Regions from separate parts of the Homo sapiens genome. Here regions 1, 3 and 4 are each linked to region 2. The links are chromatin loops, found by intact Hi-C in ENCODE. Cell type or tissue: Caco-2. All regions are shown on one strand. Each heading gives the region's core, and the rest is flanking DNA. Links, peaks and the distances in the headings are about the cores only.

The links. Hi-C counts contacts between places; a loop is a spot of excess contacts. Peaks named below come from ENCODE experiments on the same cell type or tissue, not always from the same donor. Only the 100,000 strongest peaks of a DNase experiment are listed, where the experiment ranks them.
Region 1: a loop joins it to region 2, with 12 times the contacts of the local background. A loop is called at or near these places in 6 of 110 quality-filtered maps.
Region 3: it touches region 2 in a loop (10-fold over the local background); 14 of 110 quality-filtered maps call a loop at or near these places.
Region 4: a loop joins it to region 2, with 10 times the contacts of the local background. A loop is called at or near these places in 7 of 110 quality-filtered maps.

What each region holds. Positions count from the first base shown.
Region 1 is chr3:121,851,511-121,859,565 of GRCh38, reverse strand. It overlaps EAF2 (ELL associated factor 2), which reads right to left. Exons shown (of 6, transcript NM_018456.6): 3 at 4,743-4,879; 4 at 2,410-2,555. Among named protein-coding and RNA genes, the nearest start is that of EAF2, 20 kb to the right of the region's middle. In Caco-2, for the core only: CTCF peaks have their summits at 3,527 and 3,795; no DNase peak of the experiment used is centred there.
Region 2 is chr3:121,987,819-121,993,070 of GRCh38, reverse strand. ILDR1 (immunoglobulin like domain containing receptor 1) reads left to right here. Exons shown (of 8, transcript NM_001199799.2): 8 at 4,663-5,252. The coding sequence ends at 4,704. LOC101927010 (a long non-coding RNA gene) reads right to left here and starts at 4,892. Exons shown (of 2, transcript XR_241555.5): 1 at 3,443-4,892; 2 at 2,492-3,254. RefSeq lists an enhancer at 1-303. In Caco-2, for the core only: no CTCF peak of the experiment used is centred there; a DNase peak (open chromatin) is centred at 2,890.
Region 3 is chr3:121,879,183-121,887,237 of GRCh38, reverse strand. It overlaps EAF2 (ELL associated factor 2), which reads right to left. Exons shown (of 6, transcript NM_018456.6): 6 at 712-896. The coding sequence ends at 850. Among named protein-coding and RNA genes, the nearest start is that of SLC15A2, 11 kb to the left of the region's middle. In Caco-2, for the core only: a CTCF peak has its summit at 3,516 (motif pointing left); a DNase peak (open chromatin) is centred at 1,617.
Region 4 is chr3:122,097,430-122,105,484 of GRCh38, reverse strand. CD86 (CD86 molecule) reads right to left here. Exons shown (of 7, transcript NM_175862.5): 3 at 1,638-1,973. Among named protein-coding and RNA genes, the nearest start is that of CD86, 46 kb to the right of the region's middle. RefSeq lists a silencer at 1,124-1,193 and an enhancer at 4,236-4,425. In Caco-2, for the core only: a CTCF peak has its summit at 3,731 (motif pointing left); a DNase peak (open chromatin) is centred at 4,710.

The DNA.
Region 1 (8,055 bases), core at 1,843-6,842, 140 kb after region 2:
AATCTCCTTAAGCTGATAAGCAACTTCAGCAAAGTCTCAGGATACAAAATCAATGTGCAAAAATCACAAGCATTCCTATACACCAATAACAAACAAACAGAGAGCCAAATCATGAGTGAACTCCCATTCACAATTGCTTCAAAGAGAATAAAATACCTAGGAATCCAACTTACAAGGGATGTGAAGGACCTCTTCAAGCAGAAATACAAACCACTGCTCAAAAAAATAAAAGAGGACACAAACAAATGGAAGAACATTCCATGCTCATGGATAGGAAGAGTCAATATCGTGAAAATGGCCATACTGTCCAAGGTAATTTATAGATTCAATGCCATCTCCATCAAGCTATCAATGGCTTTCTTCAGAGAATTGGAAAAAAACTACTTTAAAGTCATACAGACACAAAAAACAGCCCGCATTGCCAAGACAATCCTAAGCCAAAAGAACAAAGCCGGAGGCATCACGCTACCTGACTTGAAACTATACTGCAAGGCTACAGTAATCAAAACACCATAGTACTGGTACCAAAACACATATATAGACCAATGGAACATAACAGAGGCTTCAGAAATCACACCACACATCTACAATCATCTGATCTTTGACAAACCTGACAAAAACAAGCAACGGGGAAAGGATTCCCTGTTTAATATATGGTGCTGGGAAAACTGGCTAGCCGTATGTAGAAAGCTGAAACTGGATACTTTCCTTACACCTTATATAAAAATTAATTCAAGATGGATTAAAGACTTAAATGTTAGACCTAAAACCATAAAAACGCTAGAAGAAAACCTAGGCAATACCATTCAGGACATAGGCATGGGCAAGGACTTCATGACTAAAACATCAAAAGCAATGGCAACAGAAGCCAAAATAGACAAATGGGATATGATTGAACTAAAGAGCTTCTGCACAGCAAAAGAAACTACCATCAGAGTGAACAGGCAACCTACAGAATGGGAGAAAATTTTTGCAATTTACCCATTTTACAAAGGGCTAATATCCAGAATCTATGAAGAACTTACACAAATTTACAAGAAAAAAACAAACGACTCCATCAAAAAGTGGGCAAAGGATATGAACAGACACTTCTCAAAAGAAGACATTTATGCAGCCAACAGACACATGAAAAAATGCTCATCATCACTGGTCATCAGAGAAATGCAAATCAAAACCACAATGAGATACCATCTCACACCAGTTAGAATGGCGATCATTAAAAAGGCAGGAAACAACAGGTGCTAGAGAGATGTGGAGAAATAGGAACACTTTTACACTGTTGATGGGACTGTAAATTAGTTCAACCATTGCGGAAGACTGTGTGGCGATTCCTCAAGGATCTAGAACTAGAAATACCATTTGACCCAGCCATCCCATTACTGGGTATATACCCGAAGGATTATAAATCATGCTGCTATAAAGACACATGCACACGTATGTTTATTGTGGCACTATTCACAATAGCAAAGACTTGGAACCAACCCAAATGTCCAACAATGATAGACTGGATTAAGAAAATGTGGCACATATACACCATGGAATACTATGCAGCCATAAAAAAGGATGTGTTCACGTCCTTTGTAGGGACATGGATGAAGCTGGAAACCATCATTCTGAGCAAACTACTGCAAGGACAGAAAACCAAACACCACATGTTCTCACTCATAGGTGGGAATTGAACAATGAGAACACTTGGACACAGGGTGTCCATCACACACCGGGGCCTGTCATGGGGTTGGGGGAGAGGGGAGGGATAGCATTCGGAGATATACCTAATGTAAATGATGAGTTAATGGGTGCAGCACACCAACATGCCACATGTATACATATGTAACAAACCTGCACGTTGTGTACATGTACCCTAGAACTTAAAGTATAATAAAATAAATAAAATGATACAAATTCTCTTATATGGATATTGCTTACATAAAACTAAAAATCATAAGCTACATCATTACCCAGAAAAATGCGTAATTACAAAAAATATTATGCTCTTGGTAAACATTTATAATTAGTACCACTGTTAATTAAAATGAAAAAATTCATTTAGCATTTTTTTTTCTTTTTTTTTTTTTTGAGATGGAGTCTCACCGTCACCCAGGCTGGAGTGCAGTGGCGCAATCTCAGCTCACTGCAACCTCTGCCTCCTGGGTTCAAGTGATTCTTCTACCTCAGCCTCCCGAGTAGGTGGGACCACAGGCACATGCCATCATGCCCAGCTAATTTTTGTATTTTTAGCAGAGATGCGGTTTCACCATGTTGGCCAGGCTGGTGTTGAACTACTGACCTCATGATCCGCCTGCCTCGGCCTCCTAAAGTGCTGGGATTACAGGTGTGAGCCACCATGCCTGGCCTTAACATTTCTTAATTATCTCTTATAAAGGGATGTTACATATACTTAGATTTTACCTCTTTCGATATCATCTATTGGAGATGCTGGGGACATCTTATCTTCAGATGGAGAATGTTTTACAAGATTGGGAGTCCTGGCTGAATTCCACATTTGTTGTTGCTGTTGTTCTTTACGATACTGAATTTTACTGCTTCCTTCAACTCTGCAATTAAGAATATCAAATATTGAAACAGGTATGACAGCAATGTAACAAAAATTTAACTTACAAAGTTACTAAAACTGACCACTTATTCTTTTCCTAAACATCTTTAGAATAATATTCCATAATTAAAACATTAATTTAGTTCATTATTTAACAAGTATTTATCAAGTTCTATTTCTGTGATACACATGTCCATTGAGGGATACAAACAAGAACAAAAACAAAACCAGTGCCAGGCTTGGCGCCTCATGCCTGTAATCCCAGCATATTGGGAGGCTGAAGTGGGAGGATTACTTGAGGCCAGGAATTCAAGACCAGCCTTGTCAACATAACGAGACCCTGTCTGTATAAAAATAATAAAAATATTAGCTGGGCATGATGATGCACACCTGTAATCTCAGCTATTTAGGAGGCTGTGGGAGGATCATTTGAGCCCAGGAGTTAGAAGCTGCAGTAAGCTATGATTGCGCCACTGCACTCCAGCCTGGGTGACAGAGTGAGACCCTGTCTCATAAAACAAAAACAAAAATCCAGGCTGGTGCAGTGGCTCATGCCTATAATCCCAGCACTTTCGGAGGCTGAGGAAGGAAGATGGTTTGAGGCCAGGAGTTCAAGACCAGCCTGGGCAATATAACGAGACCCTCCATCTCTATTTAAAAATAAATAAAACAACAACCAAAAAAAAAAAAAAGCCATTGCTTAAATTGAACAGATAAGATATTCACAAATGACTAAAATAAAAGGAAAAATATAAGTGTATAACAGGTACGATATATTCCGTAAGTTCTAAGATTATCATTTCTGTTAAAACTAAATCACTTCTAAAGTTTCCATTCATAACTTAAGACAGGCATGATAATAAAGGAGATTCATATACTTTTCTTTCAATATCTTTAAGAAGAGTGTAGTATAATAAAAGTATGCTTGATTTTTGCCTCTCCCATTTCCAGTCACCAAATCCTGTCAGTTCTTCCTTCAAAAAGTCTTTAGAACCTCACTTTCTCTTCATTCCTGCCCTCAAAAATCCTGGTTTATACATTTTTCTGATTCCTACATTGTTTCATTTACTCAGTTTCTCTACTGAATTAATGTTTTAAAACAAAACTGTAAACATGCCAATCCCTGGTTAAAAAGACTTTAATATGTAACGACTACCAGCAAGATAATGTCCTAATTTCTTAGTTAATATTGATGGCACTAACCTCAACCAACAAAATTACAACCTTACCTCTAGCCCAATATCAACATCGCCCCCTACTTTCCAAAACGTATACACAGGTACAGAGACAAACCTCTGCTCCGTTCAAGTAGGTCTTACTCATTGGCCCTGAATAAATCAGATATCAAACTTGTCTTACATTCTCATCTCCTCTCTAATCAATTAAATCGGTATTGCACAAACTTTCTTCTGGTGTGAATCACAGCAGGGCATGGATGGTAGGGGTGAGGGGATATTAAAAAATAGAGTTTCCCAGGATCCTTCCCTGATTTAAGGTTGGATTCGGGAACTAATTTTTAACAAGCACCCAAGGTAATTCTTATGATCCTAACCTCCTCTTAAGGTACATCAAAAAGGCCTCCCTGAATTTTCCAATCTACCATTACTTCTCCTTTTTCTTAATTCCTAGAGCAATTTTTGTCTATACTATTTGCATGGCTTTTAGAGCAAACATCCTTATATTACAGGGTAAGTAATGTGTTACCTATTTCCAAAAAGGATTTGAGATGGGTATATTCTCCTATTGACTTTTTAAATGGAATAGTCTGTTTATCTGAATAAAATGCAGAAGTTTTGAGGTGTTTGCAGAGCAAACTTTCCTTTTTCTAGTACCTTACACATCCTAGGTACTCAATAAATTTTTACTAATGAAGATGAAATTATTTTAGAGAATGTATAATGGCTTCCTTCAATCCAGTTATACAGAAGTATCTACAATAGGATAAAAAGTGTACCTATACCTATAGAAAGCATTTAGAAGCAAAACAAGCTTTTATATATCACAGGGTAATGTGGTAAAACGCTTTTTGCTTAGGATCTCCACCAAATTTAAACTTAGAAAAAGATTAAAACATTTTTGTACCACACAGAAATAACTCCTATATTATAATGTGACTTAATAAATTTTTTATTGACATTTCCTTAGAAATTTATGTTTATAATATAATTTATTTCATTAAACCACATACCTTGTTTTTTTTACAGTGATGTTGCTGCTGAGTTTTTCTAGCCGACATTCTCCAGTATCATGGTTAATAATCAAAATGCATTCTTTTAAGTAAGGTTTTTTTGAACCTTTGAAAACAGTTACTGGTGGAGTTGAACCCTGTTTAAAAAGTTAATTATTATTACTTAAAATTTATCATAGGAATTCACTTGGGAAGGCCTTTGAAATCTTGATTCTGGGTTTCTCCTTCTATGTTATACTTCAAGTCACCCATAAACTACCTAAATTTACTACCCTGAATCCAAAGAGTGTAGTAAAAAAGACAGATGAAGATAGGCTGAAATCTCAAAGCTGCTGTCATTGAGGAAAGGGAAGACAGGAGGTACTCACCTTGGGACAGTAAAGATTTGTTTCTTTGGCCTATAATGAGTAATTGAGATTCAATTCGAACACAACCAATATATTTTATGGATAAGGAAACAGAGCCTTGAATCATATTTTCTATTCCTCCTTTTTTTTTTTTTTTTTTTGAGACAGAGTCTTGCTCTGTTGCCCGGGCTGGAGTGCAGTGGCACGATCTCGGCTCACTGCAACCTCCACCTCCTGGATTCAAGTGATTCTCCTGCCTCAGCCTCCAGAGCAGTTGGGACTATAGGCATGGACAACCACGCCCAGCTAATTTTTATATTTTTAGTAGAGACGGGGTTTCACCATGTTGGTCAGGCTGGTCTCGAACTCCTGACCTCAAGTGATCCACCCATCTCAGTCTCCCAAAGTGCTGTGATTACAGGCAGAAGCCACTGTGCCCAGCCTCCTCATCTTCTTTCTTATTGCTTTATAAGTTTAATTTTTAAAATCTGGCATTTTCTTAAAGCAGTACCTCCCTATGCATATTAAGGAACACCTCTTACACTAAACCCACTAATTAAATTTAGCATAATTAAAAGTAAGATAAGCAGACATTATGTGCTTAATGATGTCATATGAAAGTACACTGCGCCATCCATAAAATACTCTTGCCAAAAACCACACAAAAACCCCAAAGAATTTAATTCTTATCAAACCCCAAAGAATCTGTAATCCAGCCTGCCCTTAGATATATAACTACCAATATATAGAAAATAGAAGGAATAGAGGAACAAGTTAAATACATCCAGATAGAAGTAATTTGAAGTCCAGAATGTAGGTATATTCTCTAGGACAGATAGTACGGTTTTTCCAACAAACCAATGGCATAAAAAAGAGAAGAGAGCCAGGTGCAGGCACTGTAGTACCAGCTACTTGTGGAGGATGGGTGCTGAAGCAGGAGGACAGCTTGAAGCCAGGAGTTCTAGGCTTCAGTGTGACATAATCACACCCGTGAATAGCCACTGCACTCCAACCTGGGCAACACAGTGAGACCCTGTCTCTAAAAAAGATAAATTAAAAAAGGGGTGGAGAAGAAAGGAAGGGACTTTTAAAGAATAAAAGAGACAAGAAATACAATATTCAAATACAATGTAGAAATCTTATTTGGATTCTAGTTAGGACATTTTACAGACAAATGTCTGTAAAAAACACGTTTTTGAGATCATCACAAAATTGTGACTATGGACGAAGTATTATCAATTATGTTATTTGTGATAATAGCATGGTGCTTAGATAGAAATGTCCTTATCAGTTAGAGATACATAAGTAAGCATTGATGAAATGGCACATTGTCTGGGATTTGCTATAAAATATGCCAAGGAAAAAAATGGTAAGACATTAGATTAAAAAATAAAAAGATTAGCAAAATGTTGATAATTGTTAAAGCTCAGTGATGGGTACATGTAATTCATTATACAATTCTGTTGGCAATAAAAGAAACCTAGATCATTACTAATAAACTACATCTACTTACATGCTCCTCCCCTATCTTTTGTCCCTGCTCCATCAAACCTGAAGGAATTTTACGTTTGTCATTCTTTTGCTTTATCCCACATATATGTATTTCTAAACAATTATTTGTGTATGTTTGTCTTTGGAGTTTATAAAAGTACATTAAATTTTAATGGATTTATCATAATAATTTTATCAAATATTACAAAAATAATAAAATAGTACTGTTAGATCAGGTTAGAAAAGGATGACCTCTAAAAAGGCTAAGTGGTGTATCATATTAAAGTTAATCATTAGAGATTTACTAAATGAGCACTAGGAGGAGTATAAGATAAATTAGGTAATTGAAAATGCCATAAAAGATGGGTAGGTTAGAGATTTCTGAAGGTATGGAGGGAAAATTATAAATGTAAAATAAAGGAACAGTTGTTTGTGGGTTTTTTACCTCTCCCAAAGACTAAAGTAATCTACAGAAAATCAAGAATGCACAACACGTAGATGAAGACATGTCTGGGCTAGCTCTAAAACGGTTAGATGTGGAGCACTTAGTTGAAGCCCTGGTAAGCTGGAGAGTCAGGAGCATGATTATAACCAAACAAAGTGGGTCTACTTGGCTGGTAAGTAAATTTTTCAGATGTGTTGACTGAAACAAGTAAGATACCCCAAAATAGTTACCTAAGGACTCCAAATTACAGTTGATAAGAGATTTGTGCAAGATATTCTTAATGATATCTGTACTCTTAATTAGAATGGAATACATCTAAAAATTACAATGTATTATTGTTCTCTGAGCTCCTGAAAATAAGAACTAATCATTAATTTTTAAAAAATTGCTCTCAGCACCTGAAGAAGTATCAAGACCTTTATAAATATTCAATGAAGGTTAAATATGAATAATATAGACAATTTCTGGTCATAAGTAACAAATGAAACAAATCTTTCATAATCTCTACACCTGCCATCTACATTTTGAACAAGTTTTATAAATGTAAACTTTCTCCCTCATTAAATTGAACACCATTCCTAACTTTTAAGCTTCAGTTTCTGTCCATTCCTTATTCAATACCCCAAGAAAGGCAACTACTAAAGTACCAGACAACTACTAAGCATATGAACTATCATTGCCTCTAAATAACTATTGAATACCACCTATCGGCTCCATGTTCACTGTGATGACACACCTTCAATCGTCATTCACCTAGATTATTGTTATTCTCCTCCCTACTCTCTTTCCAATTTTGTTCCCCATTCTGTGAGCAGGCAAATCTAATCGTATTGTTCCCTTGCTTAAAAATCTTTCTGTGCTTAAAAAACTGTGTATTCAGATAAAGCCATATTCCATAAACCTGCACATGGACCCTCCATGATCTTCTCATCTACTCTCCAACTTTCTTAATTTGCCACTGTTTACAAACCACATAGAATTGCTTATAATTGGTTCACATGAATGACTGACTTAGGATTGTCAACCAAAA
Region 2 (5,252 bases), core at 253-5,252:
GCTGCCTCTCATTCCACCACAGAGGGTGCCTCCTCCCTGTTTTGCCCAAATTACACTGTGGGCTAGGTGGACTACCTCTTGTCAGAGCTAAAGAAATCAAGCGAGTGCAGAGGGCAGGGGAGAGTTCGCTGCCTGTGAAGGGCCTTCTCACCGTCGCTTCGGCTGTCATCGCAGTCCTGTGGGGTAGGCCAAGCGAGGTCACAGGAGAAAATGAGGCTCAGCATGATTAAGCACCTTGCAAGCCATGAGCTAGGACTTGAATGCAGGCTGTTGTGGCTAGAGCCTCACCTTCCTTCACAGCTGCTTTGCTTTCTTTACTTAGCAACCCATTTCCATACCCCAAATTAGAACACTGGGCCTGACAGAAGACACTTGTTAAGTCAGCATTGCAAGGCCCTGGTATATATGAGGTTGGGACCCTCTGAGACATCCCCTGGAAAGGACCATTAAACTGATTTTTAAAACCCTGATATTCCATATATGGGCCAAAACATTAAGATTCTGTGAATAGGCAAGATGCCAATGGGTGCCAGACATAGTTAAAAGGGGAACACAGAAGGAAGTAGGCCTTTAGGGCCCCTAGAAACAGATCTTTTGTATTTTTTTAAAGAAGTGACTTTAAAAATTATTTGGGGCTGGGTGTGGTGGTTCATGCCTGTAATCCCAGCACTTTGGGAGGCCGAGGCGGGTGGATCACCTGAGGTCAGGAGTTCAAGACCAGCCTGGCCAACATGGTGAAACTGTGTCTCTACTAAAAATACAAAAAATTAGCTGGGTGTGGTGGCGGGTGCCTGTAATCCAAGTTACTCAGGAGGCTGAGGCAAGAGAATCACTTGAATCTGGGAAGAGGAGGTTGCAGTGAGCTGAGATCGTGCCATTGCACTCCAGCCTGGGTGACAAGAGCAAAACTCTGTCTCAAAAAAAAAATTTATAATTAATACATCCAAATGACAGCAGTCCTTTAATGTTGCCACTTTGCAAAGATATGTTGCCATTGCTCAAAAACATTAATAAACTGCCTCAGAGCCAACTTACAGGCTACCCATGAAGATCTTTTCTCTATTTGACCAAAATCCTTTTCTCTTTTGCTTCTGTTGAGATAGTCAAAGGTATATGCAGTAACTCTGAAATAAGTTCCCGGAGCAGAGAGATATTATAAAAGAAGAAGTGTAGTCTGTCACAGGCTTTGAAGGATACAACTCTCATTTGGAAGTACATGTTCTGCTGTGAGTTTTTTAAAAACTCAATCACATACATGGTGTGTGCAAAGGAGCAGGCCTCTTAGGAGAGCCACACTGCTGCTCTTTCTAGAGCAGAGCCTTGGTGAGAGAGTGATTTGTGAGGAAGGTAGCAAAGACCAGCAGACATTTCTGTAATAATTAATGGCAATTATGTCATCTTCTCACAGATGTCCCTTGAGTGACAAGGATCAACAAAATAGTGAAAATAGCTACCCCTTGCTAAGCGGTACTGAGTTATAGACATCTTATATAACATCTTACTTAATCCTCACAACAACCCTGTGTGTTTTGTACTATTATCCTCATTTACAGATGATACAACTATTTCTTCCGTGTTACCAGTAAGAAAATTACGTCCTGAAAGAAAACACAATCACACTTCCTTTACTCATGTAGTGACTAAACCAGGTCTCTTCATTATAACAACAACAACAAAAAAAGTTAAGATCCAGTTTTGGGCCCCAAATCTACATGCTATCTTCTTCTAAGTTAAATTATTTTCTTTTCATTTTCTGTAAGTTAAATTATGTGACTTCTTGTAAGTGAGAAAAGGGTGAGGAACACCAGTTACATTCCAGACACTGGATAAGCCCTTTAAGCCCTTTCCAGGCTTTCTTTTTTTTTTCTTTTTGAGACAGAGTCTCGTTCTGTCACCAGGCTGGAGGGCAGTGGTGCAATCTCGGCTCTCTGCAACCTCTGCCTCCCCAGTTCAAGCGATTCTCCAGCCTCAGCCTCGTGATTAGCTGGGACTACAGGCATATGCCAGCACACCCAGCTAACTTTTGTGTTTTTAGTACAGATGGGGTTTCACCATGTTGGCCGGGATGGTCTCGATCTCTTGACCTCGTGATCTGCCCGCCTCGACCTCCCAAAGTGCTGGGATTACAGGCATGAGCCACTGTGCCTGGCCTCCAAGCTTTATTTCATTTAATCCTCACAACTATGGGAGCCTCTGAGAGGTTGAGTAGCATGCTCAAAGCCACACAGCCAATAGGGAGTGAAGCTTAGGTTTGAATTGCGCTTTGATTCTCAAGCCTGTGCCCTTTCAATAATTCATGCTGCCTCCTTAGAGAGAAGTATAGTCAAGTGCAGTGGCATGTACCCGTAGTCCCAGCTACTCAGGAGTATAGGAGGATCACTTGAGCCCAGGTTCTAGGCTCAGTGAGCCATGATTGCACCACTGCACTCCAGCCTGAGCACAGAATGCGACCTTGACTCAGAAAAAAAAGGAAGAGAGAAAGAGATTATCATTTGGAGTCAATGATATCTTCTGGTGACTTTATTTCTTCCTAATTTTCTGAAAATATCACAGCTTCCTTTACCACCTACCACAACCAAACCAAATTTTCAATTGTAAAGTTACTCCCAAGAAGCAAAGATTTTGTACAAGAAATTGTAAAAGCCTCCATTGTTTGGAATCTCTTTGAGCTTATCTCCCAAGGAGTTATCACTTTACTTATCACATTCAACTTTCCATTCATATTCTGACAGTGAGCAGAGGCCCAGGATCAAAGCTTGATTTGGCAGATTGCTCAGTTTGAAGGCACTGTGTTTAGTTTGTTTTGTTTGTAACTGGAATTTTGAATGCATTTACTGAGGCAAAGTCTGCAGGGCCAAAGTCTTGCTGTTCCCTCCTCTCCTTGGGGCTGGCTGCTGCTTCTTACACAGGCTGCCTTCCTAGCCTCTGGAGTCATTGGAGCTTGTAGTGAAACATCCTAATACAATTGGGCCTCTAGATGGTGACCTTCCATCATGCAGCACTGGAAGTTCCTGTTTACTGCTTGAGTTGATAAGATGTATCACTATTTTCCTAAAGCAGGCTTTCAGCAGCTACAGCTTTACCATAACTTTTTATAAAATGCTTATTTAAAATACTTCATTTGGCATTTAGAGAAACATAAATGGAACAACTTTTTTTGTTGTTGTTCATGTGGAACCTTCTCTCTCAAGAGTAATATTTGACAAATAGATATTGACAAACAAGGGCTTCCATGCAGATGATTTCATGGTAACCTGAAATAGATAGGAACGATATGTTACACAGTGCCCATGAGAAAATGGAGGTTATATTGAGGGATCTTCCACCCAACTTCAGAACCAGGATTCCAGCCAAGATCTTCTCAATTCAGGTCTGGTGGCGTTTTCACTCCACTGAAGCTATAACCTCAGAAATATAAGGGGCAAAAACTTCAAGCTTTTACCTTCAGTGAGTACAGACTTGAGTGGCCCAGGCTCCTGGACTCCTTCCAATGAATTATCTTTCCTTCTAATCTTGTCCTAAGACATTCTCAAGGTATTTCTGGCTTCTTCCAAACTTGGCCGGTATACACCTGTTCTAATACAAGAGAAAACCACTGTGTTCTTTCTTCTCCAAGCTAAATTCAAACTTTCTAAAGAGAATCCCAGCTTTTTTCTTGACTTTTTGATTTAATGTTTAAAAAGTTTTATGTCGGCATTCTTAATCTCCTACTTTCAACAAAATGTCTACTCCTTGATCATGTCTAGGTTTTCTTTTAGCAAACTTGGACAAGTTCCTTTTACCACATTTCATTGTTTTCCGTTATGTCAGAGAACATTTATCCTGCAGTATTTTGATTAGAAATCATGACCCCTAAAACTCACTTTCCTGATAAATTGGAAACTTTTTTTTATAGCAACATGAATGTACATACATATGTGATCCCTTTTGAGCAGTATATTTTAGGACAGATACTTCGTTTTCTTATTTCAAATAAGATGAGGAAGGTTACATTCATGGACCACAAGTATAAGTATTCAAAACTTAAATAAAATGATCCCCTACCGTAGCTAGAAAAATATGAGAAATGTAAACCACAGTTCTTCACCCTCACCGAGGAAGTGGAAAAAGCCCAAAGACCAAGTAGAGTGGAATAACTTCTGAAAAAAAGCCACTGAGTTTGGTCAGGAAGAAGTAATTAGTGATCTCTGAAATACAACTTCAGAGAAATACTAAGGTTTGAAGCCAAACTTTTTAGAAAAGGGCTGGGAAGGAATGATTCAGGAGATTATAAAAAGGAAAAAGAGAACTGAGCAATGTCTTCATGAATGAATGGGAGAGAGATGGACTGAAGAATGGAACAGGGTACCCCTTTTTCAGTCTAAGGGAGACTTGAAGGTATTAGAAAACAGAGCAAGAGGCAGAGTGAATTAGACTGGAAGAAATTTTCAGAAATTAAAGGTATTTGAGGGAGTCTCTAGAGAGGTAAGCAAGAAAAACCTAAGCCTGGGGAGAGAGATTGGTTTCATGAAGAGTAAAGAAATACTTTTTAGGTTCAGATCTGCTGTCCTGGCAGCCACCACCCACTTAGGATTTGTAAATCAAGAGCACATTATGTGTTACATGCATAGACGGATTGCACTGACTGGATTTTTTTTGTGTGTGTATTCTTCTATTTCCCAGGAGAAAGACAGCTCTCATAGTGGAAGGAGTGTGGTCATTTAGTCACCAAGCACAGCACAACTTCTGTGGCTACTTCTCGGCTCCTGTGTGTCATCAGCATCACCTAGGTTTCCAGCTGACTTGGGAACTGCAAGTCTGAGTCTAACAGTTTTTGGCTTAGATTCTGAGAATCAAATAGAAGAATTTTAAATACAAGAGTTTGAGATTGGGTATAGTGGCTCACACCTGTAATCACAGCACTTTGGGAGGCTAAGAATCACTTGAGACTAGGAGTTCAAGATCAGCCTGGGAAACATAGTGAGACCCCGTCTCTACAAAAAATATAAAAATTAGTTAGGTGTGGTGGCATGCACTTGTAGTCCCAGCTACTCAAGAGGCTGAGGCAGAAGGATCCCTTGAGCCCAGGAGTGCAAGGCTGCAATGAGCCAGGATCCCATGATCACACATCTGTATTCCAGCCTGGGCAATAGAGCAAGTCCCCATTACTAAAAAACCCAAAAGGCCAAAAAACAAAAAAGTTAGAGTTCGAGGAATTACCAACTGTAGTTTTAGCCTTGGTTCATGCTCTCTTGCATATTTATATAATCTCT
Region 3 (8,055 bases), core at 1,524-6,523, 110 kb after region 2:
AAGAAATTGAATTTAAAAATTTTTCATTATTGACGAAACTTGGAAGCAACCAAGATGTCCTTCAGTAGTTGAGTTGATAAACAAACTGTGATACATTCAGACAATAGGAGAGTATTCAAACTTAAAAAAAAATGGGCTATCAAACCATGAAAGACATGGAGGCACTTAAATGCATATTATTAAGTGAAAGAAACTAATCTGAAAAGGCTATGTTCTGTATGATTCCAACTACATGACATTCTGGAAAATGCAAAACTATGGAGACAGTAAGATTAGTAGTTGCTGGGAGTTAAAGGGAAAAGACGAATGAATAGGCAGAACAAAGGATTTTTAGGGCAGTGATACTATTCCGAATGTTACTAAAATGATGAATACACATTTGTCAAAAATCCATAGAATGCACAACATCAAGACTGAACCCTAATGTAAACTATGGACTTAGTGTAATAATGATCTATCAATGTAGGCTCATCTATTTTAGCAAATGTGCCACTCTGGTGTGGGATATTGATAATGAGGAGAGAAGAAATAAGACCTTCTCAACTTTGTTATGAACCTAAAACTTCAACTTTGCTATGAACCTAAAACTGCTGTATTTAATTATATATATATATCTTCATATATAATATATATTTATATATAAACTGTCTAAAAAACAATAAATAAATTTATATAAATAAACTGTCTAAAAAACAAATACATAACATCAACTGAAATTTCTGAATCAAATTTAATTTCTTTTATCATCAAAAGTTAAGACATATTTCCCTCAGTCTTAGGAATTTTTATTGTTAATACAAAATAAATTATACATGCTGTATAAATTTTTATTTATAGCTAAATATTTCTTCAGTCATCACTGTCACTTCCTGATTCACTCAGCTGCAAATCATTTCCTAAAATAAGAAAGAAATAACAAAACTGTAGTAATTAAATATTTAATATTATTTTTGCATAACACAAATTTTACACAAAATATAGCCCCCAAGCGTGATTCTGTTTACCTAGTATTTTGCTTATTCTGTAATTCAGTGACACAATTAGTAACTCAAATAATACTGTGTGTAAAGAAAAAATATACCACTAAACTTCAGCAGTTTTAGTATTTCCTGGCATCTATTTTAGTCTTCTTTCACATATCCCCATCACTCTTTTTTTTATATCACTGATTTAATTAAATCGGGAAATGAGAAAAATGTAGTTTAGAAGATTAAACTATATCACTTTGAAGAGTGAAAAAAATGTTATTTTTTTTTTACTTAAAATGGAGTCAAAATCATTAAATAATATATGTCAAGGATAATTCACCATTGATTCATTTTGTAATTCATCTATGTACTTACAGTCATGGAGCTTACAGTCCAGTGGGGGAGACAGACAGTAAACAAATAAACAAATATATAACATAATGCCAAGTAGGGATAAGTGCTATGGAAAAATGAAAATGGGTATGGAGATGGCAGTGGCAGGTGCTATTTTAAATAGGGTAGTTTTGAAGGCCTTTTTGAGGGGTGACATTTGAACAGAGATCCAAATATAGGAAGAAAGTCATAAAAAATGGAGAATGTGGAGGTGAAGTGACCAGGCCAAAAGAACAGAAGTGCAAATGCCCCAAGGCAGGAGCATATTTGTTGCATTCTCTGACTTGCAAGAAGGCCACTGTGGGTGGAATGGAATGAATAAGGAAGATAACAGTAGTAAATGAGGTCAGAAAGATATCCACAAGGTCATGGTAAAAACTTTGGATTTTGTTTGAAAATGTAATGAGAATTCATGAGAAAATTTTAAGCAGGCAACTAACTTAAAACCGGTTGTAGATCAGTAAATACGCCATAATGGTGTGGAAGAAACACAGAAACAAGAGAGAAGTTGTAAGTCTAATGCAGTCTCTCATGTAAGAAATAATGTTGGCTTTGACTCAGGTAGTCTGGGGGAGGTGAGGCTAAGTGGTCAGATTCATAATGTACTTTGAAGACAGAGTTTATAGGACTAATTAAAACATTGAATTTAGGGTACAAGAGAAAGAAGTGAAGAATGACCCCAAGGTTTTTGTTGTGAACAACTGGATAAATCATTTACTGAGTTATCATTTACTGAGATGAGAAACACCAGAGGAACATGGTTGTAGAAGAAAAATCACAAGTTCAATTTTCATGTGGTAAATTTGAGATACCTAGTAAATACCCAAATATATATGGTACTGGCAGTTGGATATACAAGTCTGGAGCTAAAGGTAGAGGCTGGACCTAGAAATAAAGATTTGAGAGTCATTGATCGTACAGGTTTATCTGAAGCAAACAGACTGAATGAAATCACTTAGGTAGTAAATTACAATGGTTAAAAAAATTCTTATATTTTTTAACTAATCCGCAATCAAAAAAGCTGGCATGTTTTGAAATCAATACCTAATTTAAGAAGAATAGTTTTTAGGCCACGTATAAATTATAAGATGTTTCAGTCTTTTGCATGAACTGCAGAACTGATAACATCATTTGATAAAGAAATCTGCGAGGTCGGGCACGCGGTGGCTCACGCCTGTAATCCCAGCACTTCGGGAGGCTGAGGTGGGCGGATCATGAGGTCAAGAGATTGAGACCATCCTGGCCAACATGGTGAAACCCCGTCTCTACTAAAAATACAAAATTAGCTGGGCATGGTGGCACATGCCTGTAGTCCCAGCTACTCGGGAGGCTGAGGCAGGAGAATCACTTGAACCTAGGAGGTGGAGGTTGCAGTAAGCCGAGATCACGCCACTGCACTCCAGCCTGGCGACAGAGTGAAACTCCTTCTCAAAAAAAAAAATAAATAAATAAATAAGAAAATCTGCTAAAACTTCTTCTGTGCATCTGGTTCTCATGACCATCTCATCACTTTCATTTCTTTTTTTTTTTTTTTTTGAGATGGAGTTTCACTCTTGTCACCCAGGCTAGAGCACAGTGGCGCTATCTCAGCTCACTGCACCCTCTGCCTCCCTGGTTCAAGTGATTCTCCTGCCTCAGCCTCCCGAGTAGCTGGGATTACAGGCATGCGCCACCATGCCTGGCTAATTTTTTTGTATTTTTAGTAGAGTCAGGGTTTCACCATGTTGGCCAGGCTGGTCTCGAACTCCTGATCTCAGGTGAATCACCTGCCTTGGCCTCCCAAAGTGCTGAGATTACAGGCATGAGCCACCTTGCCTGATGCATTTCATAATTTTCAAGGATTAAGTTTCCACTTACAGAACTATTATATGACATAAGAATGTTATATGATGCCTGTAATATGAGTTTTTCAAGCGACACAAACCCAAACGTACTCAGAGTTCCATTTTGCCTTTCTAGACTTTATGCTGTCAAGGTTAGGAAATATTCAGTCAAGTTTTGAAGATATAAGATTAGCCTTTGATTATGAGTTGCTTAGTAAAGAAAATATGTTTTCAATCATAGCTGTAATTATGACTCAGAAAAAGAGAGTTTACCCATAGAAATATATTCAGGCATTTAAATCAATAGTTATCACTGAGAGTAGTACTGCCCCCCAGGGGATGATACAGAAATTTACATGAGGGGTTGCTTGTCCTGTTGGCTGTAGATTGCTAATAGCATTTAGTGGGAGGGGAGTTTAGGAATGCTAAATGTCTTGCAATGGATGAACCAGTCTTGCACAATAAAGAACTCTTCTACATTCTGTGAAATTTTTGAAAGTCGGGTGGAATATGTACTTGGAAGATCTGTTTATAAATTTAAAACCAGAGCTGAAATACATTTTCATAAATTCCAAGTATTGTTTTGCACATATTTAATTGAAACTTACAAGTATGCAGCTATCATGTAAACTGAAGATGATTTTGTTTTGTATTTTTTAAAAACTTTTCAAAAATTTTCTTTTAAAAATAGTTTGGGGCAACACATTAGTAACATCAATGCTGCTCATTGTATTTGGAGCAGCAATACGCATAACAATAGTTGTCTGTATAGGCAGCTGTAGACGCAATTTTTTAATATATATGCATATACTTTTCTAGTCCTTATTTCTACAGGTTAAATAAAAAGAAAAATTGTTGATAATATGAGTTGAATGTTGTTTTGTTTTTCTTAAATCCAAATCTATGCATTAAAAGTAACTGCAAAAACATGGTTACTTCATTGTATCTTCTGATATAGCTATTCTTTAACATTTACAAAGTTAGAACACATATTATTATAAATTTGTTTTTCTTTTGCCTTTATATTAAATTAAATTAATGCTTTTCAAAGATGTATGTACACAGATTATATTAAGCTATGAAATTCATTTCAAAATAGTAAAGGAGAATTAAAAATATCTGTTACAAAAGGGGGTGTTGGGTCTCATAAAGCTGAGCAATGGGATGATTGCAGTAATGGTCAGAGATGGTTTATTTCATTAGGAAACTCCTAGTTTAGATACATCAGGAAAAGAAATTTCACTATTTTTACTTAAAAAAAAAAAACCACCACCTCCCAAGTGGTTATTACTGATAGACAAAAACACTACGGACTTTACTTTCGCATATATCTTTTGCATCTAGTAATCTTTCCAAATTATTTTATTAGTTCTATCGTTTGCTGATTCTTTTGGATTTCCTATGTAGATAATTTACATTCCTACAAATTAAGAGTATTTTATTTCTTGTTTCCAATTCTTATATCATATTTCTTTTACTTGTTTTATTGTATTTGCTAGCAAATTCAATAGAGTGCTCAACAGAAATAACATTAGTCCTCTTTGTCTTGTTCCTGAATTTAACGGGAATGCTCCTAAAGTCTCTATTAGTATGATGTTTGTAGGAGTTCTGTTTTTTGGTAATTAACTTTTATAAAGCTAAGAAAATCCTATTATATTCATCCTTTGGTAAATGTTTTTATTTATTTTACTTTTTTTTTTTTTTTGAGACAGAGTCTCACTCTGTCCCTCAGGCTGGAGTGCAGTGACATGATCTCAGCTTACTGTAACCTCCACCTCCTGGGTTTGAGCAATTCTCATGCCTCAGCCTCCTGAGTAGCTGGGATTATGGGTGTGTACCAGCATGCCTGGCTAATTTTTGTATTTTTAGTAGAGACAGGGTTTCATCATGTTGCTCAGGCTGGTCTTGAACTCCTGGCCTCAAGTGACCCACCTGCCTCGTCCTCCCAAAGTGCTGGGATTACAAGTGTGAACTACCATGCCCAGCCTCAAGTACATGTTTTCAAATTAATAAATACTGAATTTTGTCAAGTTATTCATTTGTTGAAATGATCATATGGGTTTACTTCTATAATCTGTTAATGTGGTGAATTAGATTGATACCATTTCATATGTTTAACATTTCTTACATTTCTGTGATGACCCTTATTTGGTTGTGATTTGGTAAATTATACTTTTTCTACAAAACCATCCGTTCCTATGTCAAATTTACTGGAATAAATTTTTTAATAAAATTATAATTAAGGCTGGGTGCATTGGCTCACACCTGCAATCACGGCACTTTGGGAGACTGAGGTGGGTGGATTGCCTGAGCTCAGGAGTTCGAGACCAGCCTGGGCAACACAATGAAACCCCATCTCTACTAAAATACAAAAAAATTAGCCGGGTGTGGCAGCATGCGCCTGTAGTACCAGCTACTTGGGAGGCTGAGGCAGAAGAATTGCTTGAACCTGGGAGGCAGAGGTTGCAGTGAGTTGAGATTGTGCCACTGGACTCCAGCCTGGGCAACAGAGTAAGACTCTGTCTCCAAAAAATAATAATAATAATACTAATTTTTTAAAAATAACCAATTGGAAAACCTAATGATAATTGATAAATTTGTGGACATATACCACCTACCAAGATTGAACCAAGAAAAAATAGAAAACATGAACAGGTCAAGTACAAGTAATAAGACTGAATCAGTAATAAAAAGTCTCCCATCAAAAAAAAGTTCAGGACCTGATGGCTTCAATACTGAATTCTACCAAACATTTAAAGAATAAATACCAATTCTTCTCAAATTCTTCCGGAAAACTGAAGAGGTGAGAATTCTTCCAAACTCATTCTATGAGGCCAGCATTACCCTGTTACTGAAACCAGACAAGGACACAACTATAGGTCAATGTCTCTGATGCAAATACATGCAAAAATCCTCAACAAATAGTAGCAAACCAAATCCAACAGCACATTAAAAGGATCATTCACCATGATAAGTGGGATTTATCCCAGAGATGTAAGAATGGTTCAACATACCCAAATCAATAAATGTGAAATATCACACCAACATAATGAAGGACAAAAACCATATGATTATCTCAATAGATGCAGAAAAAGCATTCGATAAAATTCAACATCGCTTTATGATAAAAAACCCTCAACAAACTAGGTCTAGAAGGAGTGTACCTCGACATAATAAAGGCCATATAAGAGAAACCCACAGTTAACATTATACTAAATGGGGAAAAGCCGAAAGCTTTTCTTCTAGGAGCTGGAACAATATAAGGATGCGCACTCTCACCATTCTTATTAAACGCAGCACTGGAAGTCCTAGCCAGAGCAAAGAAACAAGAGAGAAAAATAAAGGGTATCCAAATTGCAAAGGAGGAAGTCAAACTGTCCCTGTTTGCAAATGACAAAATCTTATAAAGAGAAAACCCTAAAAGCTCCACAAAAAACTCAGGATTGATAAACAATTTCAGTAAAGTTGCAAGATACAAAAATCAACATACAAAAATTATTGGCATTTCTATAAACAAACAAGAAGAAATCAAGAAAGCAGCATTCCCATTTATAATAGCTACACACACACACACACACACACACACACACACACACACCCCAAAACACTAAGGTCCAGGACAGTGACTCATGCCTGTATTCTCAGTGCTTTAGGAGGCCAAGGAAGGAGGACTGCCTGGGGCCAGGAGTTCAAGACCAGCTTGCACAACACAGTGAGACCCAGTCTCTATTAAAAAAAAAAAAAATTAGCTGGCATGGTGGTGCACACCTATAGTCCCAGCAACTTGGGAGCCTGGGGAGGGAAGATCACTTGAGCCTAGGAGTTCAAGGCTGCAGTGAGCTGTAATCATGCCATTACCTTTCAGCCTGGGCAACGGAGCAAGACCCTGTCTTTAATTAAAAAACAAAACAAAACAACAACAACAGCAACAAACCTAGGAATAAATTTAACCAAGAAGGTGAAAGAGCTTCACAAGGAAGACTATAAAACACTGATTAAAGAAATGGAAGTGGTCACAAAAAATGGAAAGACATGCCATGTTCAAAGATTGAAAGAATTATAATGTGAAAATAACAATACTACCAAAAGCAATCTACAGATCCAATGCAATACCTATCAAAATACCAAAGACATTCTTCACAGATACAAAAAAAACATAAGCTTCATATAGAACCACAGATGATGCCAAATAGCCAAAGCAACCCTGAACAAAAAGAACATAGCTGGAGGCACCACACTACCTAAGAAAACAGCATGGTATTGGCATAAAAATAGACACACAGACCAATGGAACAGAATAGAGAACCCAGAGATAAATCCACATATTTATAGTCAATTGATTTTTCACAAAGTCACCAAGAACATTCTGTGGGGGAAAGGACAGTCTCTTCAATAAATGGTGCTGAGAAACTGGTTATCCTTAAAAAAAAAAAGAAAGAAAGAAAGAAAAGAAAAGAAAAAAGGAACTAGACCCCCATTTCTCACTATAAACAAAAATAAAATCAAAATGGATTAAAGACTCAATTCTAAGACCTGAAACTGTGAAACTACTAGAAGAAAACATTGGGGAAACATTCTAAGAGATTAATCTGGGCCAAGATTTTTTTGTATGTAAGACCTGAAAACACTGACAACAAAAGTAAAAGTAGACAAGTGGGATCACATCAAACTAAAAAGCTTCTGCACAACAAAAGAAACAATCAATGGAGTAAAGAGACAATCTACAGAAGGGGAAAAAATATTTGCAAATTATCCATCCAACAAGGGATTAAAAACCAGAATATATAGAAATTCAAACAACTCAATGGCCAAAGAACCCCCATATAATACCAATTAAAAATGCGCAAATAAACTGAATAGATTTTTCTCAA
Region 4 (8,055 bases), core at 852-5,851, 110 kb before region 2:
TTCTGTCAGAAAAAATCCCTTGTTCTTTTATAGTTACTAGGTAGTTTGCAGGTTCTACAAACTAATTTATAATTTAGTGTATTCTTACTAAAAGGTCTGTCATTTGCATGTCATCTTTATAAGTTTTGCTATATCAGTGTACTATTTGAGCAGTCTTCTTGGAGTCTATGTGGCCTGTAGAAGGTGAATTGCCAGACCGTGTTTAGCTTCATTAACAAGATCTGTGAAATCACATGTTGCGTAAGTTAGAGTTTTTCTAATATACATTAAAACAAATACAACATGGCTTTTCAAAATGCTTATCTGTGTCCCACCTAAAACATTTCCAATGGTACCTGACCACATTTTGAAAACACGGATTTAGCACTTGGTTAACTATTCCTAAAGCCCTGCAGCCTAGTTTAAATCACACAGGGTTCAAAGGGAGCAGCTCTCCATTCTATTTTTACTTTTGCTTCTGTTTTACTCTATGGTTTTAGAATAGGTGTTGATCTGCCTTTTCAAGTTTCATCAAAAATTAACCTGGATCCAGTAATACCACACCTGGGTATTTCCTCTAGAGAACTGAGAACTTATGTTCACACAAAAACCTGTACATGAACGTTTACAGCAGCCTTATTCATAAGAGCCCCAAACCAGAAACAACCCAATGTCTTTTACTGAGTTGAATGGATAAACAATAAAATGCTACTCAGCAATAAAAAGGGACAAGCTCGATATGTGCAACAACTTGGGTGAATCTCGAAGGCGCGCTAAACGAAAGAAGCCAGGCTTAAAAGGTTACATACTGTGTGGCTTCACTTATGTGACACTGTCAAAAAGACAAAACTATAGGATGCCCAACAAGGGTTATGAGTGCAGACAGGGTATGACTCTATGAAGGGACAGCCTGAGGGAAATTTTTAGGGTGATAGAAATGCTCTATGTCCTGTGGCGGTTACCTAAATCTATACAAGATCTATACAATCAGTAGAACAGTATATCAAAACAAAAAAAAATAATTTTACTGTGTGATAGTTTTAAAAAAATCTGTAGTGGCATTTAGGCCTTCCAAGGTCTCGTGAAGCAGAGGAGCTGGTTTGTAAGTTTGTGGGTTATGTTTGTTGGGTTTTTTTCCCTTCTGTCTACCAGGCTCATGGTTGTGGCAGCAAACAACTCATAAGCAACCTAGAGGAGGCTGAAGGGAAAACCCAAATGTGTCAGCTGTCCGCTTTGCTAGGAGCTCCAGGCAAAGATTTAGTAGGTGAAAAATCTTGGACCCAAGGAAAAAATGAATGTAAGACATCTGAGGCCTTTATGGTTATATAAACTTTGTGATGGCCAAATTATCCATGGTTTTTACTATAGGTAATTAGCCATATTATCTTTGTTCAATTAGCTCTATTTTTTCCCCAAAGCAGATTTTTACTGATCCTTCAGAAGCAGACTATAAAAAGTACAAAAGACTTTCAGTTCCCTACTCCCAGACTCTACACTCCCTTCAAATGCACTTCCCAGAAGTGGCTGTCCTCTGCCTTCTCTCTATAGACCCCCCTTTTCCCCTGGGCCCCTCAAGTCCCCCTCCAGTGTTTTTCTAACTCATTTGCAGTCTCATCTGAGAAGGCTAAGAATCTGAACACACACCATTGACCACATACCAAGCACTGACAGTTCAGAATTCATCTGGTGGATGCGAATCATTCCTGTGGGCTTTTTGTGATGGATGATACATTGATACAAGCCCTTGTCCTTGATCTGAAGATTGTGAAGTCTCAGGGTCCAACTGTCCGAATCAAAACTTGTGCGGCCCATATACTTGGAATGAACACTGTCAAATTTCTCTTTGCCTAAGTATACCTCATTCAGAACCAAGTTTTCCTGGTCCTGCCAAAATACTACTAGCTCACTCAGGCTTTGGTTTTGAGAGTTTGCAAATTGGCATGGCAGGTCTGCAGTCTCATTGAAATAAGCTTGAATCTTCAGAGGAGCAGCACCTAAAAAAGAAGGTTAAGGATTAGGGAGGGAGAAACAAGAGGAAAGGGGAAAAAACCTCCATTTCTCTTTATACAATACCCAGATACTATCTTATCAGTAATCATGCTGAAGAATAAGATATTAAGCTCTGGAACTGTGCACATCTGCTTGGCATCTGGAGATTAGGACCTTTGTCCTTGCTTCACCGCTGACTAAATGTGTGGCCTTGTACAAACTGCAATCTTTATGAGCCTCAGTTTCCTCATCTGATTAATGAAGTGGTTGACTAAATGTTCCAAGGGTCTTTCTAGTACTGTGGTTCTGTGAATTTAAATTGCAAGACAGGGAAAAACCAGTAGAGTTAGACAACCCATTCACCCACCAGTTACCTTCCTATAACCTTAATTTTAGTTTTCATCACTGTAGCTGTTACAGGTTCCATAACTTCTACACCATCACCAAAAGCTTTCCCCTCCCCTCCCATCCACATATTCCTTGGTCTGCTATGGTGAAAAGATTGCTGATAATGGTAATAAATTATAGCCCCCCTTTATTATACTTCATTAGTTGGGGAATCACGTTGAGTAACATCTTTGAAATTCAAATAGCTCCCTTTACAGAACTTCCCCTATGACTGCTGCTCCCATGGCCAGCACTTCCAAGGATGTCAAATGCTTTAGAAATGACTTCGATAGTGAACCAAGGCCTTTATTTTCAGTGACCTCTCTAAGCTCTTTCAGAGATCAGAAAGAGAACTGGGCAAATTTGATGGCTGTTTTCGGATTGTGGTGGTCAATGACCATTTAAGGCACATGAGTGAAATGCTGAAAATGAATCATAGATGGGCAGGTGAGGATGTGCTTTGGGAGTATTGGGGAAACCCCAGGCACCACAAACTTGCTGCTCCCAGTATGCACTGACCCTGGACAATTTTACAACCATAGACATCATGCTGGAAGGGTTGAGAGAAAGGCTTTAGTCCTTGAGGACACTTTGGGGTTTGTGGGAAGGATGTGGGCCACCCAACTACTTAAATGTGAATGATCACGGGGTTTGTGTAGGACCTTTTCTAGGTTACAGAATTACTTGAGACTTGGCAAAAAAAAAAAAAAAAAAAAAAAAAAAGTAAGCAGTGGTGGGTGAGAAGTGCGGGGGTGGAGAGTGGGAAGGCTGTTTCTTACTTAATATGAAGTTAGATGCCACCTTGGAGAGGAAGTTAGTGTAAGTTCTAAATAAAATTTCATCATTCAGGATTTATGTGAAGGCATGTTGACATTGAGGAGGAAAGGGAGGAGATGGGTTGATGAGAGAGATGAGAGGAGCTTCATTTGAAGAGTTCTAAGTGGGGGAGTAATTAAATTGATGTGGTTTCTCTTGAAAGAGGGAATAGAAGGACAGATAACAGTGACATGCACTTGTCAAACTAAACTGTGTACAGAGTGGCCCAGTGAGAACACATAATCAAGGGGTTGGTGGTGGTCTTGAACTCTTAGGGAAGCAGACAGCAGGCATCAGTGGGAGTTTGCACAAATATGAATCACTGCCTATTTCACTACACTCACTAGGACCCTGTGAAGTACTTGAGGTATAAAATGCACCACCTGTAGAGGATGCGTACCGGTATTGGAGGGAGGAAGGAAAATCTATATGCGTACCCTGACAGTGAAAGGGAGACCTAAGGAAGATTTAGTGTGTTTATGAATCACCTTACAAGGCAAACCTGAGGCTTCTGCATCTTCTTTGCTGAGCTCTTAATGTAATGCAAGAGTGCCCCCTACTGTAAAAGCTTCTAGCATTGTCTCTGAGGAAATACTGGTTTTAGTCTAAATTGTCATGTAATATAGGACAGATGACCTGATGGAGAAACCAAACACACAGTTAAAAATTCTGCCAATTAACAGTCAATGTTATGTTATTACTCAGCTGTCAGTTGTGCCTTCTGGACCTGGAAATGACTTCGTCTTTAGCTGCTTCTGTCTTCTTGATTTACATATATATATATATATATATATATATATTTTTTTTTTTTTTTTTTTCTGTAGAGCCTCACAGTATCTTCTTTCCTTCCCATCCATTCTGTCCACTCACAGACCAGTCTAACTCCGCTGACCCAGGCCCCTTCTCCCAAAGATTACAACGGCTTTCTCTTCCACTCATCGAGTGCTCCCTTCTTCACCTAGCAACTGAAAGTGTGATGTATGGACCAATGAGATTCACGTCACATGTGGGCTGGTCTGAAACACGGAATCTCTGGCCCCACCCAAGACTTACTGATTCAGAACCTCCATTTTAACAAGAGCTATAGTTTGAGCAGCTGTTGTAGAGAATCTCTGCCTCTGTCTCCAGAGTGGATCACAGAAAATGACATGAAAATTTTTTTTCCATCCATCCCTCCTCAGACTCCCTCTCCTCCCCATGGGGTGGAAATCACTTTGAAATCCATTCTGAGTGGAACTGAAAGTATTTTGCAATTTATACTCCATAGCACCTCACCAACCACTGGCTTCCATGATCTCACACAGAGCCAGGCATGGGGGATGCTGCTAATCCTTTCTCTGACTAAATGGGGAAAGTTTGGCTCAAGGTCTGTGATCACCAAATGACTTCAGGCCTTCCATTTTATGACCCCAGACCTCAAGCCACCTAGCAACTGGACTTACTGGGATTCCATAGGTGGGTAAGCATTGAGAATCTCTCCCTTCCCCAGCACTTGGGTAAGAGGAATGGTCGAAGTCTAGTTACAATGGGTTGCTATGATGTCAGGAACAAGTCGCTCAAGAATCCAGCTAGATGCCTTCGTAATCAGCTGAAGGAATTTGTTTCAAAGGATAATTAAGGACTTCCTGAGCAATACACTCTACTGTTGGAATGCCACTCAAAAACTGTAATTTGCTAGCCTTATGAAGTCTCTGACCCCACTGGGACTTCAGTGTTCCCTGGCTGCTATCCCCAAATGCATATCTTATATGTTTAAGAATTATCTCTTCTTTATGTTCCTATGCTTATCTGTACTAAAAAAAATTCCTTCTTTTACTAAACTTCCTCCAAAGTTTTACTTGGCCCTTTGAAAGCCTCATTCCATTACTTACTACAAGGAAACTCTCCCACATCTTTAACCCCTTCATTGACTGTTTCCCTGAGGTTATTATTTCAGTGAAATCTGGCTTCACCCAAAGGAAGCCACTTGCTCCAGCCCCAGCTACTGTTTGTTTTATCACACTTTGTGGGGACTTTGAGCAACACCTTCCCCTTTTGAGGTGTCTGACTTTCTCATTGCTTGTAGCTACTAAGTCACTACCACCTTGCTAAATGAGGATTTTGGCATTAGATGCAAGGTCTTGCTAACAATTTGGGTGACTTCTTCATGAATGAGTCTAACAACCTTGCCTCAAATTTCTTTGATCTTGTCAACTCCACAGGTCTACACCCGCAGACTATTTCAGCAGCTGCCCCCCACCTTCTTATGACATAACCCTGAAACTTTTCACCTGGAGCAGCTCAGTCCCTAGAATCTTAATCTCAATATACTAATCTCCGTCCACAACCTCCTATTCATCCAGGTTTTGCTCTTGCTTACTCCTTCTACAACTGTTGTTCAACTTAATCAAGACCTCAGCTTTATCCAGACCCTGTAGTGCAGTGTTTTCCACAAGAACTCTTAGTGATAATGGAAATGCTCTGTCTCTGTGCTGAACAATATGATAGCCACCAGCCCCTGTGGCTATTGAGCAATTGATACATAGCTAGTATGACTGAGAAGATGAATTTTTAATCTTATTTAATTTTAATTAATTGAAATTTAAGTAGTCACATATGGCTAGTGGTTATTATATTGGACAATGCAACAATAGTATGTCTTTGTAATTATTCCTTTCCACAACTTCAATAAACACACCCCTTTGTCTCTATAAAATTTACCCTGGGGACACTCTACTTTTGGTCTACATATCTGTTCTTACAACTGGGCAATTGAGCAGTTCTGGAGGAAATTATTCAGTTGTGCGGACTGGTGACATTCCAAATCTGCAGTGTCCTGTCTCACTTCACTCGGCCTCCAGGCTATTCACCTGGTTCACCTCCATTACTTCAAACACAAACCTTGTGCTACTGCTTTTAGTTTCTCTTTCCCTTGGAGTCAAACTCCCTGAAAGAGTAAGCAGCAATTGCTGCCTTTATTCCCAGCCTCCCACCCCCACCTCTCTACTGAAACTCCCTGACAAAGGTTGTTGGTGACTTCACACCATGGCCAAGGCTTGAGCTCTTTTCAGATCTCAACTCATTTGACCGCTGTGTCAAATGCAAGTGTTGGCATCTCTCCTCATTGAAATGCTCTATTCTTTCCCAATCTCTGATTTCCTTGTTAATTTTCTCAAATCACTCTTTAATTTTGGTAACCTTGAGTGCATGTTCTTGGTCTTCTTATTCTCCATACTTTCCTGGTTTTTCTCCTCTAGCCCCACGGATTCAACTGTCAAGTAAAAGCTAATAACTCCCAGGTGCTTATTGCCAGCCTATAACTTTCACTAGAGTTTCAGATACCTGTATTCAACTTCCTGCTGGATGTCTCTATCTAGATAGCAACAGGTACTGTCTTCCTCCCCTTCAGCCTTCCTCTACTCTATCTCAAGGAATGCTCCCCTGTCTGGGAATGACCAGACAACCCTCTTCTGTCTACAATCATCTAAATCATCTGTATAACCAAGATGAATCATTTGTGTACCCAAAATACCCAACAGAGGCTCTACACAAGTGTGTCTGAGGAGATCTAGAACTACTACAGCCAGAGCTGAACTCCAATATGTTAAGAAAAGGGTAGAGGAGACTAATGTAATTGTCTCCTAACTCATCTGCCTGCTCCGTCCTTGTCCCCGGGTCTAGTTTCTCAAGCCAAAATGATCCCTTAAAAATACAGCTCCAATCACATAATCCTCCTGTTCAGAAGCCTCTGATGCCTTCCACCAAACTGAAAAATATATCCAGATCCCTTCCCCTCACACTGAGAACTACATCCAAAGTCCTTCCCCTGGCCTTACAAGACCTCATGTAATTGGGTCCCCAGTACCTATCAGGCCTCTTTCCCCTGCTTACTCTCCCCAGCCACACTGCCTCCCTTGACATTCCTCCAAAAGATCACACACTCTGTCTCAAGTCCTCTTCTCATGTTGTTCCCTCTGTCCAGAAGGTTCTTCCTCCAGACAGTCTCATAGCTTCTCCTTCACTTCATGTAGGTCTTTCATTAAATGCTACCTCCCAGGGAGATTTCTCTAACCATTCTATTGAAGATAGCATCCTGGGCATTCTGTCCCTCATGCTGACTTATATTTATTGTGGTACTTATCATGACATGACATGACACGGTATGTTTGGTTATTGTCTGTCTCTCCTGAGATGTCTGGGTTCTGATTAAAAATCTATGTGTGATTTTTCAGACCTGACCACAGGCAATTAAAGAGGCTTAATCTGACAAGCCTTGCTGAGGAAGTTGCCCTTTCTACAGCAGACTTGGTGCACAGTCAGTGCATGGCAGTCTCTGAAGGGGGCTGCAATCAAGATCTCAGCCTCCCGCCAGTCATGCTTTTTCACATACTTGCAATCTTAGCCCAGGCACCCTCATTCTTAGGTCTCTTTATCTGAGGCTCTGGGGTGAGGTCTTCAGGCACCTCTGCTGAAGCCTCCTCATCATAGAGAAGACACTTTTCTCCACTCGGACTCAGTACCTAGCACTTTTCCACTCCCTGCCTTGAAGACACTGTTTTCCACTCTGACTCAGTACCTAGTATTTTTTCCACTCCTAGCCCTAAAGACACTATTCCCCACGCTAACTCAGTACTTTGTACTTTTCCACTCCTAGCCCTCTCACCTCATTTTCCTCATGAATTCTCCCCACCCTTGGATTCCTCCACCCCCAGGTCCATAAAACTGCTAGAGCCTTTCATTTGGGGCTTCTTCAATGGTAAGGCGACCCCCTAAGTCTGCACTGATTACCTGACCCTCGACTGGTATACTCACTCTATGTGGGGAAATGGAACAGGCAGAGTCTGCCCTTCCTCCCATTTTAGCCTCTTGATTATACCGTCGTAGTAAGAGATTAAAAGCTGAACT